2 separate regions of the Homo sapiens genome follow, and region 2 is linked to region 1. Evidence: chromatin loops called from intact Hi-C (ENCODE). Cell type or tissue: mammary epithelial cell. All regions are shown on one strand.

Region 1 (2,500 bases):
CACCACGCCTAATTTTTAATTTTTTGTAGAGACAGGGTGTGGCTGTGTTTCCCAGGCTGGAAAAAAAAAAGATTAACTGATGATCAGGAAATAATTAGATATGAATGAGAAACCAGAGATTATTTCAGTGAAAATGTTGGATGCAAAATTTCTTTTTTTCTTTTTTTTCTGAGACGGAGTCTCGCACTGTCACCCAGGCTGGAGTGCAGTGGCACCATCTTGGCTCACTGCAACCTCTGCCTCCTGGGTTAACACGATTCTCCTCCCTCAGCCTCCCGGGTAGCTGGGATTACAGGTGCACACCACCACACCTGGCTAATTTTTTGTATTTTTAGTAGAGACGGGGTTTCACTATGTCGGCCAGATTGGTCACGAACTCCTGACCTCGTGATTTGCCTGCCTCGGCCTCCCAAAGTGCTGGGGTTACAGGCGTGAGCCACCTCGCCTGGCTGCAAAATTTCATATACATTATGATCAAGTATGGTTTAAGAAAAATACAGAGAAAAGACTAGAAGGAAAAAACAACCAAATGGTTGTTTCTTGTAGAAATCTGGTAACTGCTTTCCTGCTTCACTATACTTTATATCCTTTCAAAATTTCTTAAATTAACACATATTATCTTTACCATTAAGAAAAAAAAAGGCTGGGCGCAGTGGCTCACCGCCTGTAATCCCAACACTTTGGGAGGCCGAGGCGGGTGGATCACCTGAGGTCGGGAGTTCGAGACCAGCCTGATCAACGTGGAGAAACCCCATCTCTACTAAAAATACCTGTAATCCCAGCTACTTCGGAGGCTGAAGCAGGAGAATCACTTGAACCTGGGAGGCGGAGGTTGCGGTGGGCCGAGATTGCACCATTGCACTCTAGCCTGGGCAACAAGAGCGAAACTCCATCTCAATACACAAAAAAAAAAAAAAAAAAAGGAAAGAATAAAGGAAAGTGACCATTATAAGGGATAACTCAGTTTTGTAACTAGGTATTTCGAAGACTGTGTCCTACAGTCTCCAGGTGAGGAGAGCTGGCAAGGGCGTCCAGGGTGAGCACCCCTCTGTGCCAGGCCCAGCTCCATGAGCTACAATTCAAAGAGGAATTCACTGGGGCGCTCCCTCTGTAACGTCCCACAGTGCTTCTGTTTCTCTTTTTTTCTTATTTTTTTGTGTGTGTGTGCGTATAAAGAGGAACCTCTAAAAAAAACTGCTTGTTTTTGATCAAACCTTCTCCCCTCTGCCTGCTAATGGGATCCAACGGCTAATGTCCGTTCCTTTTGCAACCCAGAAGAGCCCTCTCTGAACTCTGTCCCTACCTGCTCTCAGCAACAATGCAAATCATGACATTTTTGACACAGTGCCATCATCCCTGAAGCAGGGAGTTGCAGAGCAAGAGCTTGAGAGTCAGGTCTACGTTTACACACGTCCCAGCTGGGCCACTTATTAGTCATATCCTCTCAGGCAAGTCCCCTACATTTTAACCTCAGTTTCCTTATCTGTAAGTGGGGATGATGACAGCACTTATCTCACAGGGCTGCTGTGAGGATCCAATTGACATAACATATGTGGAGTGCTTGGCAGAATGCCAGGTCCCCGGAACACTCTCCAATAAAGGTTAGCTTAGTTATCACTGCTGTTCTTACATTCGTCGCCAAAGGAAACTTCCCCATTCCTATGTCTGATGCATGGCCAATTGCATAATACTAATACACTCCCAAGGCAGAATGGTGGCTTACACTGTAATCTCAGCTGTTCAGGAAGCTAAAGCAGGAGGATGACTTGAGGCCAGGAGTTCAAGACCAGCTGGAACAACATAGTGAGACCCCATCTACTAAAAAAAATTTTTTTTTAATTCGCCAGGCATGGTGGTGTGCACCTGTAGTCCCAGGTACCTGGGAGGCTGAGTTGGGGGGATAGCTTTACTCCAGGAATGTGAAGCTGCAGTGAAATATGATTGCGCCACTGCACTCTTGCCTGAGTGACAGAGCAAGGCTTTGTCTTTTTTCTTTTTTTTTGAGATGGAGTCTTGCTCCATCTCAAACACTGCAACTTCTGCCTCCCAGGTTCAAGTGATTCTCCTGAAAAAAAACAAAAACAAAAAATTTCCAGATCCCTGGGGAACTGTCTGGTACACAGTTTTATTTCCACCTCCCTAGGTAGTGTCACTACCTAGTCATTTTGAGGTGACACTCATATATCTGTTAAGCAATTTCCCAAGACTCCCTGCCCCTATCGCCCTGAGTCCCTGGGCACTGTCAAAGCGCTGGCCTTTGCAACCTTTAGTTTGGCATGTGGGGGCCATCTTGGTGCATCCTCCCAGTCCTGCATCCTACACACCTATCATCTTCTGGAGCAGTGGTGAGTTGCCTTTTCCAAAGAGCACGCAGAGGTCCAGGATCTTTGGAATGTCAAAGAGGAAGTTATTGTAGAGGATTTCTCCAAACGCAGAAGGGGAAATGAAGTGATCCTAAGGAAAAATGCAGAGAGAAAGGATAGAGATTTTCTGAACACTC
Region 2 (2,500 bases), 49 kb after region 1:
CTAAGTTTTATATTTTTAGTAGAGACGGGGTTTCACCATGTTGGCCGGGCTGGTCTTGAACTCCTGACTTTAGGTGATCTGCCCGCCTCAGCCTCCCAAAGTGCTGGGATTACAGGCGTGAGCCACCGCGCCCAGCCTATCTGGTTCTTTACAGAAAAAGTTTGCTGTCACCTGTTGTAGAGGATAAAAATGAAGCTCAAAAAGGGGAGAATATTACTGACTTGAGGTCACCCAACAAAGAAATCATCCATCTAAAACAAACAGATTGGGTTCCCTTTATATACAAGGATATAAATACAAGATCATAGAACAGTCAGTGCAGTGTTTCTCAAAGTGAGTGCCATGGACCCCAGATCCCAGAATTGCCCAGTAATGTGTTCTCAGCTCAAATGAGTTCTGGAAACTCTGGAAACTCCATAAGCTCTTCTTAGATGATTATTATGTACATCAGTATATCAAGACTCTCAGAAGTTCTGCTGCAAAGAACAAAACTGTTCGGTTACCTTGTTGAACTCGGCATGTCCCCAGTTATTTTTTAGCTGGGAATCTTTTTTGGGGGGTTTATTTTGATGATAGCAATGTAATACCTTTCCTCAGAAATATTTGAGAAATTCTGAAGACATAGGTCAATCACTTAGGTTTGAAAGCCAGCCCATCCACTTCTTTGCATAGGACCCTGTGCAAGTTGCCCAGTCTCTTTGAGCCTTGTTGGTGGGAAGTGGAGACTCATTTCCAGTGACATTTCTGATCCCCTGGTTCCTGCCTTTAGAGCTACATTTCCCCATAGGGGTGTTCACTGGCAACCTCCCACACCACTGGGCTCAGAGTAGAGAATGAGCTTTATTTTTTCTCTCTGATTGTACATAATTCTATAATTTACTGGAAAGACTGAGGCCTCCACATCACACTTGGGGCCCTTTTATGCAGCATATGCCCTGATAAGGGAGGACACAGTGGGTCAGATTCTAGAAGACTCGACCTTAAAAAGTCACGAACGTGGGAACCAGGGAGACAGATGGAATATGTACAATAAAAGGATTTGTCAGGCCCGGCATGGTGGCTCATGCCTATAATCCCAGCACTTTGGGAGGCTGATGCAGGTGGATCACTTGAGGTCAGGAGTTTGAGACCAGCCTGGCTAACATGGTGAAACCCCATCTCTACTGAAAATACAAACATTAGCCGGTGTGGTGGCTTGTGCCTGTAATCCCAGATACCTGGAAGGCTGAGGCACAAGAATCGCTTGAACCCAGGAAGTGGAGGTTGCAGTGAGCTGAGATCGTGCCATTGCACTCCAGCCTGGGTGACAGAACGAGACTCCGTCTCAAAAAAAAAAAAAAAAAACGGATTTTTCAACATCCAGAGACTTGTTGGGACAGGGTTGATTATTTCCTAGAGGTGCTGAAAAAGGAATTTGTAATATTAAAAGAATGTAACCATTATGGAATCCAGCCTGCACTCTGTGATTAACAACACAACATTAGATCATAGAATTTCAGCAAAGATTCTCTCCTTAATATGGTGAGACTGCCTCACAGAAAGATGCCCCAATAAACCCATACCTGTTGGGGGAAGAGGCCAGCTCTCTTTTGCCTCTGCGTATTTGCAGGTTCTGAGTCAACTTTTTCTTTGATTTTTGCCCACTTAGCTCCTCCCCTTCCTTCAAGTCTCTGTATCAATGTCACCGGGACCTTCACAAGTCTGCTGCACAACTGCTGCCATAAATCCTATATCTTCTACATTACAGTACTTACCTGGGCTTCTGTTGACTTTGTCTTACCAACTAGACTGTAAGTCTCAGGAGGCCAGGGACTGGTTTTGTCTTGTTCACGGTTGCATGGGCAGAGCTTGTCCTGGTACTCAATAAACATTTACAACAAAAAGATTGACTAGGCCAGGCATGGTGGCTCAGGCCTGTAATCCTAGCACTTTGGGAGGCTGAGGCAGGCGGATTGCCTGGGCTCAGGAGTTCAAGACTGGCCTGGACAACATGGTGAAACCCTGTCTCTACTAAAATACAAAACATTAGCCAGGCATGGCAGCGTGTGCTTGAAGTCACAGCTCCTCGGGAGGCTGAGACAGAAGTATTGCTTGAAGCTGGGAGGAGGAGGTTGCAGTGAGCTGAGATCACACCACTGCACTCCAGCCTGGGCGAGAGTGAGACTCCGTCTCCAAAAAAAAAAAAAAAAATTGACTGAGAGAGCATTTGCATCTCTTTGGACTCCTTGGTTCTCAGACACATTGGGGAAACTGAGGCAGCTTGGCCAACTCTGTAGAGATGCGGCAGGGCTGGGAACGTAAGATCCTCTGACACCAGGTGTGAGACTCTTTCATAGCCCTCAATCACTTCTTAAATTCCTCCCCAGTGGAGCTTCTGTGACCTTATTCTATTCTTTCTTGTCATCTTTGCAGAGGTGAAGACTGTTTCAGAGAATTACTTTATAACAAATGAGATCCAGAATAGAAGAAAATTTATCTAACTCTCAGGGGCAGGAGAAAT

The links. A loop is a pair of places that touch in the nucleus more often than their neighbours do. Peaks named below come from ENCODE experiments on the same cell type or tissue, not always from the same donor. Only the 100,000 strongest peaks of a DNase experiment are listed, where the experiment ranks them.
Region 2: a loop joins it to region 1, with 3 times the contacts of the local background. A loop is called at or near these places in 34 of 110 quality-filtered maps.

The regions. Positions count from the first base shown.
Region 1 is chr22:29,820,011-29,822,510 of GRCh38, forward strand. It overlaps ASCC2 (activating signal cointegrator 1 complex subunit 2), which reads right to left. Exons shown (of 20, transcript NM_032204.5): 5 at 2,325-2,454. Among named protein-coding and RNA genes, the nearest start is that of ASCC2, 17 kb to the right of the region's middle. RefSeq lists enhancers at 1,065-1,114, 1,175-1,234 and silencers at 1,210-1,504, 1,294-1,483. In mammary epithelial cell, no CTCF peak of the experiment used is centred here; a DNase peak (open chromatin) is centred at 1,511.
Region 2 is chr22:29,869,230-29,871,729 of GRCh38, forward strand. No RefSeq gene overlaps it. Among named protein-coding and RNA genes, the nearest start is that of MTMR3, 13 kb to the right of the region's middle. In mammary epithelial cell, no CTCF peak of the experiment used is centred here; a DNase peak (open chromatin) is centred at 1,502; H3K27ac peaks cover 555 bases.